Regions from separate parts of the Homo sapiens genome. Here region 2 is linked to region 1. The links are chromatin contacts, found by Hi-C or POLR2A ChIA-PET in ENCODE. All regions are on one chromosome and are shown on one strand. Each heading gives the region's core, a stretch centred on a gene start or an enhancer-like site at or near the end of the contact. The rest is flanking DNA. Distances are from core to core; before and after follow the strand shown.

The links. A loop is a pair of places that touch in the nucleus more often than their neighbours do. ChIA-PET counts read pairs that join two places held with the same protein, here RNA polymerase II (POLR2A). Pooled maps may share reads with other maps.
Region 2: a loop to region 1 is called in a pooled map, with 2.8 times the contacts of the local background. The contact joins the enhancer-like site here to the promoter of DYRK3 in region 1. A Hi-C loop is called at or near these places in 3 of 50 pooled maps. POLR2A ChIA-PET finds 5 or more read pairs at or near these places in 3 of 52 experiments (BJ, GM12878 and activated T-cell).

Annotation. Positions count from the first base shown.
Region 1 is chr1:206,632,032-206,639,501 of GRCh38, forward strand. It overlaps DYRK3 (dual specificity tyrosine phosphorylation regulated kinase 3), which reads left to right and starts at 3,505. Exons shown (of 3, transcript NM_003582.4): 1 at 3,505-3,749; 2 at 5,619-5,730. The coding sequence starts at 3,673. It overlaps DYRK3-AS1 (DYRK3 antisense RNA 1), which reads right to left and starts at 3,637. Exons shown (of 2, transcript NR_183645.1): 1 at 3,569-3,637; 2 at 2,165-2,952. RefSeq lists silencers at 3,365-3,784, 3,835-3,944.
Region 2 is chr1:206,425,629-206,433,098 of GRCh38, forward strand. It overlaps SRGAP2 (SLIT-ROBO Rho GTPase activating protein 2), which reads left to right. Exons shown (of 23, transcript NM_015326.5): 14 at 4,534-4,594. Among named protein-coding and RNA genes, the nearest start is that of IKBKE, 41 kb to the right of the region's middle. Within about 2 kb of position 4,528, at least 6 of the 41 ENCODE cell types and tissues checked have a DNase peak (open chromatin) inside an H3K27ac peak, as active enhancers do.

The sequences.
Region 1 (7,470 bases), core at 2,255-4,754:
TTACAGGCATGAGTTACTGCACCTGGCCTCCCCTTCCATCTTAAAAGGACTCCTGTGATTACAGTGGGCCCACTCAGATAATCTAGGAAAATCACCCCATCTCAAGATCCTTAACTTCATCACATTTGCTAAGTCCCTTTTTGTCAAGTAAAGTGACATATTTACAGATTCTTGGAATTAGGATGCGGACATCTTTGGGGAACTATCATTCTGCTTACCATCTTCAGAATCTTAAATCAAGAGAAACTATGTCACAGAATTCAAGGGTCCAGTGGTCTAGCCTGGGCTAGCCTGCCAGGCTCAGGGAATACAGGTGGAATACAGGCAGTCGAGGGGCTGAGTTTTTCAACCAAACAGACCAGGGTTTGAATTTCAGTTCATCACTTACTGGCTGGGTGACCTTGGGCAAGTTATTAAACTCTGAGACTGTTTTCTGAAGTGTAGGATGGAGATAATACCTATCTCACGGGACTACTGTGAGTTTTAAATGAGCAAATATGTTAAAGTGCTTCAGATAGTGCTTGGAACATAATAAATACTTAGCAAATGGTAATGATGATTAGAAAGACTCCTGGTTTGGTTTCAAGATTTCAGAAATGAAGCTTCATAGGACCCCTCAGGGCTATAGGTGGAACTGGTCACGCTGACTTAGGAGGAACAAGTGGAAAAAGATGGCAAAAGTTTTGGAAAAGAAAAATAGGTGAAGAGTTTGTGATAATAAGGACAACCTTTAGGGTTTAGGAGACACAGAACTAAGTGTGTCTTAGTTGTAGCTGTACTACAGCACTGCGGGCATGGCTTTTGTTTGCTTTGTTAATAAGGGGCATTTTTCAAATCTTGGTGGAGAGGGGAGGGCATAAGAACAGGAGATGCCTGAGGTATAGAAGAGAGACAGTTTTCTGAGGCTCCAGAAAAATAAGCCATGGCTTTAGTGTTCCAGTGAGCTAGATTTCAGTGTTTCTGAAAAAAATAGCAAGTATACATTTCAGGAACACGGGTCAATTTGAGGTTAACATAGCTTGAGGAAAAAAGTAAGTTTCACTGGTTCTCTCCAGTGATTTTTAAAAAATATTTTCCAATTCTGTGATGCACATGTCACAGTAGGCATTATGGCACATTTTGCTGTACAGAAATGTCAATGAAACTTGTCCAAACTTAACATAACCTACTAACAGCTATTTTATCACAAAATTCCAGGTAAATGTGGCCACGGGGATGTTTTCTTAATCTGTGCATTTGAAACTTTGATCACATTGTGAATGTCCCAGTGGGTTTTTAAGATCCTGGAATAGTTGCATCTTTTTTACTGTTGTTTATTTCCTTAGTCAATGTATTAGAACTTGCAGGTACCTTATTTTGCAGATGTCTTGGAATTGGCTTCAAAGGACAGACATGCATCTTATATGACTTTTGGCTAATTCATGGTGGGTAAATCTGACTTTAACTGCATGGAGAATGATAATGGTGATTTTAAACTACTCTTGAATGAGGCTTTGGAGGGGAAGAAAGGGCATGAATGATGTGGAAGCTGCTTGGGAGCTGGAGGGGACAGGGCAGCGCTCAGCAGGGGTGTGGAGGCTCCTGCCAGATCCCTTATGGGACGTTAACCCCATCATACAGGGGATCTTTGAAGAAACATTGGGTCACTAAGGTCAGAGATTTATGAAGCTCCAGCACCCTCGAGGAGTCCTCTTTCCCTTGACCATGGGAACAATAGGCGAAAGACAAAGGCGGCCTCTGTATTTCCCACCTTAGGAGCAAGAAAGGGAGCAGGAACCCTTCCACTTGGCTCTGGAAGATGTGTCTTAAGCACAGACTGCGGATGCAATCCTCTCACGAGCAGTGATTCAGAATGAGGTAAGAAATCATGTGGGGGCAAGTCTCATTCAACTGTTTAGGGAGGGCAGTAAAGTGGTCTGAGGTGTCTACATAAGTACTGAGAACGGGGATTATTTAATAGAATTTTGCAATCTTAGAGCTGGAAGGGACTTCAACAGTAACCTCGTCCAATCTTTGCGTTGCCATGGAACTCTTTCTTCAAACAAAAGCTTCGTAAGAGCCCAAATACAAACCCCTGTGAAAGCAGAATTGCTCTGGTTGCAAAGTGGGGGAAGGGAGAGACAAAAAGAAAAAGTTTATTTATAAAATAAACTTTAAAAAATCATCATGGAAGAAAACTTTTTTATTTATATGTATATCATAGAAAGGCTAAAGTAACATTGATCACAAAAAATAAAATTCCCCAAACCAATAGATTATTAGTTTATACAGTGAAGATACTTTGGCTCTTTAGGGACATTTTTACTTGGAGTCACGAGAACAGAGAATATGACTTTTAGTCACACGGAAATGAGCCTTGGATGGGAATTTTTAAGATTTATGGGAACTGTGTGCTATGCTGATTTGGGACAATAAGCGTTCTAGTCCCACCAGGTGGCGCCCGCGTTCGGCATTCTGAGAACGTTTGGTGTCTTCTGGACTCCAGAATCTGGACGGTCCGACCGCCTCGTGCTTGGTGGGTTTACAAACTCTGACTGGTTCTTACCACCCATCTAACAGGAAATTTTTTTTTTTTAAAAACAAACCAACCCATAAAACATCTGACCAGATGCCACACTCAAGAAAACACTTGTATTCGGGTGTTTTAACCTCCAACGATGGAAATCTGCTTAACATTGGTGTTTCTGAGGTGTCTTAGCATCAGAAAAGGAAAAAGACACATATACACACATTCTAAGGAAAAAGTCAGGAAGGGCCTTGCAGAGGTAGGTCCTGGTGCGGCAAGAGGACGGTTAGGCGTTAGAAGCTTCTAGTTCAGGCTTTGCCGCTTCATGCTCATGAGGAAGCGCGGCTCCTTTGGCCTCAGTTTCCTGCGCTGCCTTCCCGTCTGTGGCTGACTGTTGCAGGGTAGTCAGACAAAGGCCCAGCTTCTATTCTGCATCCCAGCTAAGTCTGTAAAAGACGAAAGTCGTCGGGTACCTCCGTTACTGAGATCAAATGTTCATAAATGGAAGCATCGTGTCAATAAATGGGTTTATTATTATTGCTTTCTTATGTAACTCACCAACCCCCGGAGGGCCGTCCCCGCGGTGGGAAAGCCTAAAACAATACACATATGTTTTCACTAATTTAAAATTCATATTGAAGCGGGACGTTTTAGAACTTCCAGGACGCAACGTGCTATTAAGGGACCGTGAGGGGCGGGCAGCCCTTCTGAGATCGCGGGCTAACTGCTACTTTCACCCCTCCTTCTCCGGACCCCTCTCTCCGTCTACAGCTCGCGCCAGGGACCCAAACAGCCTAGGCCGCGAGCTCCTCGCCTCCAACCTCCCGCCTCCCGCGCCAGTACTAGCACCCGCTAGGAGCGCCGCGTGGCCTTTACCGGCCACGGGCCCCGCCCCTGTGCGTCAGCCCGTAGCTGCGCCGAGGCGTTTCCCGGGGGCGTGCCGCGGTTGCTAGGCGACCAGACCGCTCCCCCTCCCGCCCCTGGAGCTGCGTCTCCCCACTTCCCAGCCGGGGCCAGTCGGGAGCGAAAGTGCGCTGAGCTGCAGTGTCTGGTCGAGAGTACCCGTGGGAGCGTCGCGCCGCGGAGGCAGCCGTCCCGGCGTAGGTGGCGTGGCCGACCGGACCCCCAACTGGCGCCTCTCCCCGCGCGGGGTCCCGAGCTAGGAGATGGGAGGCACAGCTCGTGGGCCTGGGCGGAAGGATGCGGGGCCGCCTGGGGCCGGGCTCCCGCCCCAGCAGCGGAGGTAACGGCGCCACGGGGTAACGGGCTGGAGGCGCCACAGGGAGCGGCTGGCGCTGGCAAGCGAAGCTTGGGGGTGGGGAGGAGGTAGAGTGAGCCCTCAGTAGGAGGGACGAGGGCAGGGGTCTGACTGCCTCCCCGGGACCGCCCCCACCTCCTCTCTATCAGGGCCCCCTCCCCCCATCCCTGTCTCACCGGGCGCGGGGGACGGGGCTAGAGCGGAGTTAGAGCAAGAAGAATTTCCACCCCTGGATTCCCTCTGAAACCCTAGATCGGGGTATATGTTAAGGGATTACGAAAATCTAGGACTTTTTGTGGGGCTTTTTATTAAAGGGGGGGAGCCCGGGAGCAATACCTTGGAAAGAAGCCCTGTTGCTTAGAGCGGATAACCAACGGCTGAACTCTTGGGGTTTGCTGTGAGGGGTGCGGTCTAGCTTCGAATGTACAGGTTATGGGCTATGCTGGGTACGGCTTTCTCCGGATCCTATTTTGAGAGATTCCCCACCTTGCGTTGTATTTTACACCTAAATGGAGAGAAGAGACCCTTGCTCCCCGCTTTATTTGCATGCAGACTCTTGTTAATTTCCTCTGGCTGTTAGTCACTAGGCAATTTTGCACGTTTTCTTTTTCTTTATATATGTGGACGCCTATCCTGGTTTGTTTTATCAGGCTTATGGCAAAGGGTCAGTCACATCCAGAATATTTGGTTTCTGTTGGTGAAGCCATTCCCTGTTAAAAATATAAATAATTCTATCAGAATGTGAGCATGTTTTTAAAAAGAGCATTCCAAAAATATTTGTAGCGGTTTTTTTCCCTTTATATTTTTATAACACATCTATAAAGAAAACTCTAGAATGAATTTCACAAAACAGTTTTTAAGGTGACCAGAATATTCCAGGATATTTTAAAAGACGTTAAAAAATTATTCCTCTGCAACATCATCATTGTTATATTCATAGTGTATCATGTAAAATGATACAATGAAATGCTGATGTGTGTAACTGGGAAATCCGTGTTCTTGGTAGCAGATGAAATACATTATTCAGGGCCATCTTGTGGATTAAATAAATCCTCTCCGTCTTTTGTGTTCCCTTACAGTGGTGGAGCCACAGTGTTAAAGAACAGAGAAGTGATCCTTAATCATTTAGAATTTTGCCTCCACCATCCACCAGAAAATGAAGTGGAAAGAGAAGTAAATTCAATACATTTTATAATTTAGAGCATCCTTTTAGCGTTTGCTGTAGTACTTACTGTATTTTTCTGCAGGTTAGGTAGATGTAAGTAGGTAAGTAAGTAAATGAATAAAGAGAAGACAGCCTTAAAAAGGCCTTTTATTTCTTGCCTGTAAGACCCAGAAGTGTGAAGACTGGAGCTAGTCTTCCCATTAACATGGGGAAGACAGGCTCAGAGGAGAAGGTAGCACTGGGGAAGACAGGCTCAGAGGAGAAGGTAGCACAGCCAGTGTTAGAGCTGAGATTAGAATCCAAGTCTCTGACTTGAGAAACTATTACCTCTGTTAGTTTTTTCTGGTCTGTTTTTTTCTCTGTGAGCTTCAGTTTCAAACTAGCCTTTATTTTCAAGTAGTAAGTTATTATGAGATCCTTCTGATAGTCCTTATTGTGTTTAACAACATTCAGAAGGACTTGTTTCAACTGTTTTAAAATACAAACCTAGAAATGCTGTCCTTGAAAAACAAAAGTTGGATTTCCTCTGTACCTCTTCCAAATACCCCAGTTGTTTGTATTCAGTGCCAAAATGTAGTGTAGACATTTATTTCTATTACTGTTCCTTGTAGCAGATATGAAGCAGTTAAGACATAGGATTCTATATTCTTCAGTTCCTGACAGATTTTGTCTGTAATCCTTTTAACTAGGTTGGGGGATGGTGTCTATGACACCTTCATGATGATAGATGAAACCAAATGTCCCCCCTGTTCAAATGTACTCTGCAATCCTTCTGAACCACCTCCACCCAGAAGACTAAATGTAAGTAAAAGAAGTCATTCTTTGTACATGAATTGTTTTGGAAAGGAGGAAGTGCTACTTAATGCTCAAGGTACACTTATGTATCACTGACAACCAGACTTTTTTTTGGTTTATTTTTGATTTCTCTTGACTTTGGAATAACAATGTCTGTGGTCCAAATTTAGCTTTTCAGAATGATTTCAGTTTGGAGCTCACCTTTTTATTTCAGTTTCCACTGGGATAAATATATAGCACTAGGAAAAAAATAATATGCTACTTTTATTTAGGTAATGCTTATTTTTGTATAGGATGATATACACCTAGTATTACAAAGGCTCCTTTTAACAAAAATAAGAAACAGAAAACATGTCAGAATTCATAGATCTGCAGGAGTTTTTTTTCCCCTGCACGGTGGAAATGCAGTCTTCGTTTATTAGTATACTAAAGAGAACCATTTTATAGATAGATGATAACTACAACAGTTTGGTTTTTAATGCACTTAATCATTTTGGGGACTGCAGACACTTAGCTTTTTTTTTTTTTTTTTTTTTTTTGAGGTGGAGTCTCTCTCTGTCACCCAGGCTGGAGTGCAATGGCATGATCTTGGCTCACTGCAACCTCTGCCTCCCGGGTTGAAGTGATTCTCCTGCCTTAGCCTCCTGAGTAGCTGGGATTACAGGCGCGTGCCACCACGCCTGGCTAATTTTTGTATTTTTAGTAGTCAGGGGTTTCACCATGTTGGTCAGGCTGGTCTTGAACTCCTGACCTCGTGATCCACCCGCCTCGGCTTCCCAAAGTGCTGGGATTACAGGCGTGAGCCACCGTGCTTGGCAGCTTTTTTTTTTTTTTAACTTAAGATAAAATTAATTTGCATTCCTTCAGCATGCATAGAGTGGTAGGCAGAGCAGGGTTTGGCCAAGTTCCATGACAAAGAGAGGCTATCCTATGACTTTAAAATTTCCTGCATATGTCATCAGATGAACAAACTGAATAATTGAATTGACTCATTTGTAATATTTCTCTTTCACGTTTCTGTGTTTAAGACCTGAAATTGTTTCTATATGGAAAAATCACTTCTATTTTTCATAGTCCTTCCTGTGGTCATCAGTTTTTGCTTAAAATCAACCTTTTTCCTTTTTTTTTTTTTTTTTTTTCCTGAGACGCAGTCTTACTCTGTCTTCCAGGCTGGAGTGCAGTGGTGTCATGTCAGCTCATTGCAACCTCCACCTCCCGGGTCCAAGCAATTCTCCTGCCTCAGCCTTCCTGAGTAGCTGGGATTACAGGCGACTGCCACCACACCCAGCTAAGTTTTGTATTTTTAGTAGAGACAGGGTTTCACCATGTTAGTCAGGCTGGTCTAACTCCTGACCTTAAGTGGTCCACTTCCCTCGGCCTCTGGAAGTGCTGGGATTACAGGCGTGAGCCACCGCACCCGGCCCTTTCCCCACTTTCAACACTAGTAGTATACAAAACGTGAGCTAAAAATATTTTGAAGGCTGGTCACCCTATTTTTCGTCCCCTTTTTGGAGTGTAGTGGGGTTTCTTTCCATTCTTTGCAAGTTGTTTCTTTAATATGTCAAAATGTCTAAGAACTTCAGAACCATATACATCTTGTGTTGCCCATCAGATTGCTTGGTTACTTGCTGCCAATTGGTTCACCTCTATAGGAAACTATTTGCAATTGGGTTGAAGTGTTAACATCTGACTTTAAGTCATTTTAACTGATTTTTTTTTTTTTTTTTTTTGAGATGGACTCTCACT
Region 2 (7,470 bases), core at 3,278-5,777, 210 kb before region 1:
AATTCAAGCAGTTCTCATGCCTCGACCTCCCAAGTAGCTGGGATTACAGGCGCGCACCACAACGCCTGGCTTATTTTTGTATTTTTAGTAGAGACAGAGTTTCGCCATGTTGGCCAGGCTGGTCTCGAACTCCTGACCTCAGGTGATCTGCCTGCCTCAGCCTCCCAAAGTGCTGGGATTACAGGCGTGAGCCACTGCACCCTGCCCAACCTCACTTCTTTTTTTTTTTTTTTTTGAGATGGAGTTTCACTCTTGTCGCCCAGGCTGGGGTGCAATGGTGCAATCTTGCCTCACTGCAACCTCCACCTCCTGGATTGAAGCAATTCTCCTGCCTCAGCCTCCCGAGTAGCTGGGATTACAGGCATCTGCTGCCATGCCCAGCTAATTTTTGTATTTTTAGTAGAGACAAAGTTTTACCATGTTGGCCAGGCTAGTCTTGAACTCCTGACCTCAGGTGAGCCACCTCACCTGGCCCAACCTCACTTCTTGACCCCTCACTCCCCGCTACCCTTCCCAGTCTCCAGAAACCGTCATTCTACTCTCTGCCTTCATGCAATCAAATTTTTTAGCTTATAGATACAAGTGAGAATATGCAGTATTTATCTTTCTGTGCCTGGCTAATTTTACTTAACACAGTGTCCTCCAGTTCCATCTATATTGCTGCAAGTGACAGAATTTTATTCTTTTTTATGGCTGAATAATATTTCATTGTGTATATATACCACATTTTACCCATTCATCTATTGATGGACACTTAGGTTGCTTCCATATCTCAGCTATTGTGAATAATGCAGCAATAAACCTGAGAGTGCAGTTACACTGATACTTCAATATACTGATTTCTTTTCTTTTGGATCTATAGCCAGCAGTGGGCCTGCTGGATCATATGGTAGATCTACTTTTAGTTTCTTGAGGAGCTTCCATACTGTTTTTTTGCGGTAGCTGTTCTAATTTATATTCCTGCCAGCAGTGTACAAGCATTCCCCTTTCTCTGCATCCTTGCCAGCATTTGTTATTTTTTGGCTTTTTGATAATTGCCATTTTAATTGTGGTGAGATTATTTAAAAATTTGCATTTCTTATGATTAGTGACATTGAGCATTTTTTCACATACCTGTTGGCCATTTGTATGTCTTCTTTTGAGAATGCCTATTCAAATCATTTGCCCATTTTTTAATCAGATAGTTTGGTTTTTTGCTATTGAGTTGTTTGAGTTCCTTATATATTCTAGTTATTAATCCCTTATCAGGTGGATAGTTTGCAGATATCTTCTCCCATTCTTTAGGTTGTCTCTTCACTCTGTTGATCGTTTCCTTTGCTCTGCAAAAGCTTTGTAGCTTGAGATAATCCCATTTGTCTGTTTTTGCTTTTGTTGCCTATGCTTTTGAGGTCTTACTCAAAAAATCTTTGCCCAGACCAGTACCCTTGAAGCATTGCCCCAATGGTTTTTTTTTTAGTCATTTCATAGTTCAGGTCTTACATTGAAGTCTTTAATCCATTTTGATTTGTTTTTCTATATGGTGAGAGATAGGATCTAGTTTCATTCTTCTGCTGCTATTATTTGTAAATGAGAAATGTAATAACAGAAGTCTGTAAACATAAAAAGACTCCCCCCAGATTGAGCTTTTCTGGCATTTTCATAGTGGAACCCAGTTTCTTCCTTAGAATAGGGAAGAGAAGACAAAGATTCTTCCCCTGAGATCACCCTAGCCTAACCAGCCAGTCAGTGATGCCGACAAGAGGACAGACACTGGCTGCTGTAGCTGGAAAGCTGGAGGAAGCAGATGGGTTTGGGGGTCATGAAGATGAGCATTTGGGTCGCTGCGACCGTCCTGACACCAGCTCCAACTTGGCACATACAGTACTCCCTTTGGCATCATCCCTGGTTCCCAGAAAGCTTGAGAGGTAGAGGCTAAGCCAGCTTTTCTCTCAGCCTGACTTTTTTGTGAGACCCAGCTGCTTGCCTAATAGTGGCCAAACCCTATGGCTACAGTGGCAAATTCAGAGCCAGGGGGGGGATCCACGCAGACCTGTCAAACGGGCAGAAGCTACACAGACCCATCGCACTTGACAGTCTGGTCTCTGTCCTGAACATCTAAAGCCCTTTCTAGTTAAGTTCGGTCCCCTCTCCCTGATCTCTTTCTTCCACACAGCTGAATTATTGTACATTCAGCTGCATTATAAAACCCTACTGGTTTAGGCCAGGCACGATGGTTCATACCTGTAATCCCAGTGCTTTGGGAGGCTAAGGCAGGAGGATTACTTGAGGCTAGGAGTTTGAGACCAGCCTGGGCAACATAGCAAGACCCTCTATGTAAAATAAAAACGTGCTGGGTGTGGTCTGGGTACCTGTAGTTCCAGCTACTCAGGAGGCTGAGGCAGGAGGATCACTTGAGACTATTTGCTCAAGGTTACATTGAGCTATGATCGCACCACTGCACTCCAGCCTAGGCTACAGAGGGAAACCCTGTCTCTAAAAACAATAAATTAATTTAAAATATAAAATAGGCCGGGCGTGGTGACTCACGCCTGTAATCGCAGCACTTTGGGAGGCCGAGACAGGCGGATCACGAGGTCAGGAGATCGAGACCGTCCTGGCTAACACAATGAAACCCTGTCTCTACTAAAAATACAAAAAAATTAGCTGGGCATAGTGGCAGGTGCCTGTATTCCCAGCTACTCGGGAAGCTGAGGCAGGAGAAAGGCATGAACCTGGGAGGCAGAGCTTGCAGTGACCTGAGATCGCACCACTGCACTCTGTCTGGCCTGGGCGACTGATTGAGACTCTGTCTCAAAAAAAAAAAAAAAAAAGAAAAAGAAATTGTATATATAAAATAAAACCCTACTAGTTTTGAGTAATACTTGGTATGCACACCTGGCAATGTTTGCTGAATGCCTAGGGTGCAGTATGGGTAGTGGCAAAGTGTTAGGTCTCCGAGGGAGATTGCCTGGGTTTGAATCCTGGTTTTGCCACTTGCCAGCTGTGTGACCATAGCAGCTACTTAACCTCACTAAGCCTTCATTTCTTCATTTTTCTTTTCTTTTTCTTTTTTGAGACAGGGTCCCGCTCCATCACCCAGGCTGGAGTGCAGTGGCTTGATCTTGGCTCAGTGCAACCTCTGTCCTCTGGGCTCAAGCAGTCCTCCCACCTCAGCCTCGCAAGTAGCTGGGACCACAGGTGTGCAACACCATGCCAGGCTATTTTTAGTAGAGACAGAGTCTGTTGCCCAGGCTGGTCTCACACTCTTGATCTCAAGTGATCTGCTGGCCTCGGCCTCTCAAAGTGCTGGGATTACAGGTGTGAGCGACCGCACCTGGCCTCACTTTTTCATTTTAATGAGTATAATAATAATAATATGTACTCCATAGGATTGTTACCAGCACTAGTCCATCTAAAGGACTTAGTACATGGCCTCACACCTCTTTAAATTCCTCTATAAATGGTAGGCACTAATGTTCATGTGTTAATAGGAAATATTACTCTCCTTGCCTCCAGTCCCCTCCCCAGTCTGTAGAAGGCAAATTGAGGCCCAAAAAAGTTCAGTGACATGAGCCAGACTGTGAAGCAAAACAACAGAGCAAAGATTGACATCTGGGAGGCCTGCTTCTTTGCTTAGTACCTGTTAGTCCCCACTATTTAGAGTTAGTTTTTCTTTTCTATCTTACCTTTATACCAAACAAACCCTCTTTCTGAAGCTCCCATTGGTTCATTCTGCTACCTTCAACTGAGAATAATTGAGCACCTCTTATGTGAGAGCATCATGGCCAACCCTGGACACCCAGGAATTGACATAGGATCTGCTCTTGTGAAGTTTGAGCTGTAGTGGTGACAAGTGCCAACAAATATTCACATCCACACATTGGAGTCACAGTCAGGGTTGAGGAGAACATACCCCCAGCAGGAGCAGCTCATGCAAAGCCACGAGGCAAAGGAGGACTTTGCAGAACAGAAACGTGGCCAGCATAGCTGTAGCAGAAGCTAGGGGAAAGAACAGGCAGTGGAACTGGAGGCACAGGCAGTATTCCTGGCATGCAAGGCCGTGTAAGAGAGTAATGAGAGGTCTTTGAAAGAGTTTAAATAATGAAATGTGCCCTTTTAAGATTACCTAATTACTATGTGAAGGAAGAGAAATGCGGGTCAGAAGATGGCAAGGATGGGAATTGAGGTATTGGTGGATTGAACTAGGTTGGGGGCAGTTGAGATAGAGAGAAGCGAATGGATTTGAGAGATATTTAGAAGGCAGACATGACAGAATATTAATTAATTAGGTGGTGGAGAAGGTGGTGAGAAACTGGTTTGGGGCAGAAGATGATCAGTTTTGTTTAGGACATGCTAACTTTAAGGCATCTGTGTAGCATTCCATGTGGGTGGTTGTATTTTTGTGCTCTGGAACTTGGAGGACAGGCCAGGTGCTTCTTTGTAGACCGGCTGGTGATCCGCTAAGACAGTTCTGCACGGTTTGGCCCGTTTTCTCTGACCCTGGGCTATCCCTGTTTGAATATTCTAATGTTGTGTTTCCCTTTGGCTTTTCAGGACTCCAGCCAGGCAATTCCTCTGGTGGTGGAAAGCTGTATCCGGTTTATCAGCAGACACGGTAAGCAGGATGACAGCCTTGTCCATATTTGTGCAAAGATTGGGAAGAACTTCCAGGAATTCTTTGTAGAGTAAGAATAGAGATTGACTTCCCATCCTGGCATTCTCAGAAAAGGAATAAATTCTTACTTGTCCACATAACTTTTGCTACCTCAAAATAGCCACACCTAGACATTGAAAGAAATGCATCATATATTTTGACACAAAATGCCTCAGCCACTTATCACGCAGCATTTTTTTAGCTTGAGAGTAAGTTTGAAATTGCAGCTGTTATGTAAATACAGCTGCTATTATGTGGTAACAGTAGTTTCACCATTACTCACAGTCTTTGCAAGTGTGGGTATCTCCCACTGTACAGCCTGACCATTTTGTCACTTTCTGTACCAGACTAGTTTGAAAACAACTCCTTTCCCAATGTTGCAGTGATTCCTAATAATCAGTTTTTGTTCTGGTTTGGTCTCACTGGATACAGCATGGCCAAGGGCTGAGTTAGTAGCTGGTCTTAAAGTTGTATCCAACTTTTGAGAATCTGCAGAGGCAGGCTGCTTCTCAGCCTAGGTGAAATCATACTCTCTTCTACTTGGATGAAGCTGAATCTTATAAACACCATTCCTCACCAGCTACTGGTCTCATTGGACAGAATTTAGCGATCGAAATAATTGCCAGAGAATTGATTTCCCAGGGATTAGAGTGTTTATAAAGGACAGAACTAGTGCTATGAAAATTTCTAGGAACTGAGCATCAGAAATTGTTTTTAGATGCTGTTCTTTCTGTGATAGGAAAAGGGGCAGAGTGACCTTTCTGGAGCTAAGGAGGTAGATAAAATATTGCTTGTCTAAATTCAGAGGCAGCTATTCTCTCTCCCTCTCCTTGTCTTTTTCTCTCCCTGTAAACTGGGACATTGCTCAGGTTCATTTTTGGAATAGTAATTATTATAGCATGGTTACAATTGATCTCATTCTAATCAGCTATAATTTTTAAATTTTATCCCTATTCATTTAAAGTAACAGCATTGTATATCAGTATTGAACAGTCAACAAATTTATCAAGTCCCTGATCAATGCTGGGTACCATGCATTGCCATGCAGGAAAACAGAAACAGGAATAATATACTCTTCCTGTCTTTAAGTGGTTTTGTGATGCAGTTGGGAGAAATAAGTAAGCAAGTGATAAGTTAAATAAAAAGGGATAAGCTGTGGTAATTCAGAATAGAGTATAAGAAATTTCACAAGATAGTAATGATTAACAGTCAAACAGTTTGCAAAGAAAAGTCCAAACGGAGTTCAGGGGAGGATGAATTATTTGTGCCTAAGAGACAATAGGAAGAAGAAAGTCTGAGCCACTGTTCATTAGCATACATTTCATTCATTGAACGAATACATATTAGTTGCTTATTATATCCCAACAAAAAGTTTCTGCCTTCATAAACCTTACATTCCACTGAAAGGTGGATAAGCAAATGACCAATTGATCAGCCAGTAAATACAGTATGTCAGGTATTGGTGAATGTCATGAAGAAAAGTAAAGCAGGGTGAGGGGATGGAGAAGGAAGAGGGAACACTGTTTGAAGCTGGTTCAGGGAAAAGGCCTCTCCTAAAGTGACATTAGGGCAGAGTTGTGAGGGAGTAAGCCTTGTGGATATCTGGGGAAGAGTATCTTGGGGAGCGGGAACAAGTGCAGAGATCCTTGCCATATGCAGGAAGCCAGCGTAGCTGGAGCAGAGCAAATGAAAAAGGAAGCGGCAGGAGATGAAGCTGGAAGCCAGACTCTTAGGGCCTCATGTGCTAGGATTGGATTTTATTCTGAGGAAGATGGGAAGCCACTGGAGAATTTTGAACAGGGAGTCATCTTTTTAAAGGATCCCTGATGCTCTATGGAGCTAAGACTGTAAGAAGGAGACAGGAAGCAACTGCAGTAGCCTGAGGAAGACATGATGGCGGCCTAGACCAGGGTGTTAGCTGTGGTATTTGCTGAAAAGTGGGCAGGTTCCAGATATTGTGGCATGAATGTACCTGTTTCTGCCCCTTACAGCCACAGTGCGTGAGTGCTTCACCATTACTGTGGTGAAGCTCTGGGGAAACAGGCACATTTATATGTTACTAATGGGAATGCAAACTGATACAACTCTTTGGAAGGGAATTTGGCAGTATCTAACAAAACTTCATATGCACTTACGATCCAGCAGATCCTAGGAATTCTAGAAATTTGCCATGAAGTTACATCTCCAACAATACAAAAATGCATGCGCACAAGGTTATTTGTGACAGCATTGTTTGTAGTTGCAAAGTATTAGAAACAACCTAAATGCCCATACATAGAGGAGTGGTTGAAGAAACTATGGGACATTCATTCAATGGAGTACTATATAAGAATGAGTAAGATTTCCTTGAACTAATATGGAGAGATTCCCAGGATATGTTGTTAAGTGAAAAAAACAAAATGTGAAAGAGTCTATATCATGTAGAATACTACAGATGCTCCTCGGCCTCTAATGGGGTTACGTACGCATAAATCCATAGTAAGTTGAAAATGTACTCAATATACCTAGCCTAGGGAACATCAGAGCTTAGCCTAGCCTGCCTTAAATGTGCTCAGAACATGTACATTGGCCTACAGTTGTGCAAAATCATCTGGCAACACTATACACTGTAGAGTATGTGTTGTTTACCCTGGTAATCACGTGGCTGACTGGGAGCTGTGGCTCTTTGTTGCCGCCAAGCATTATAAGAGAATATCGTACTATATTTTGCTAGCACAAGAAAAGATCAACATTGGAAGTATTTCTCCTGAATGCATATCATTTTGGTACCATCATAAAGTCAAAAAATCATAAGTCAAACTATTGCAAGTCAGGGACTATATATATAGATATTCTTT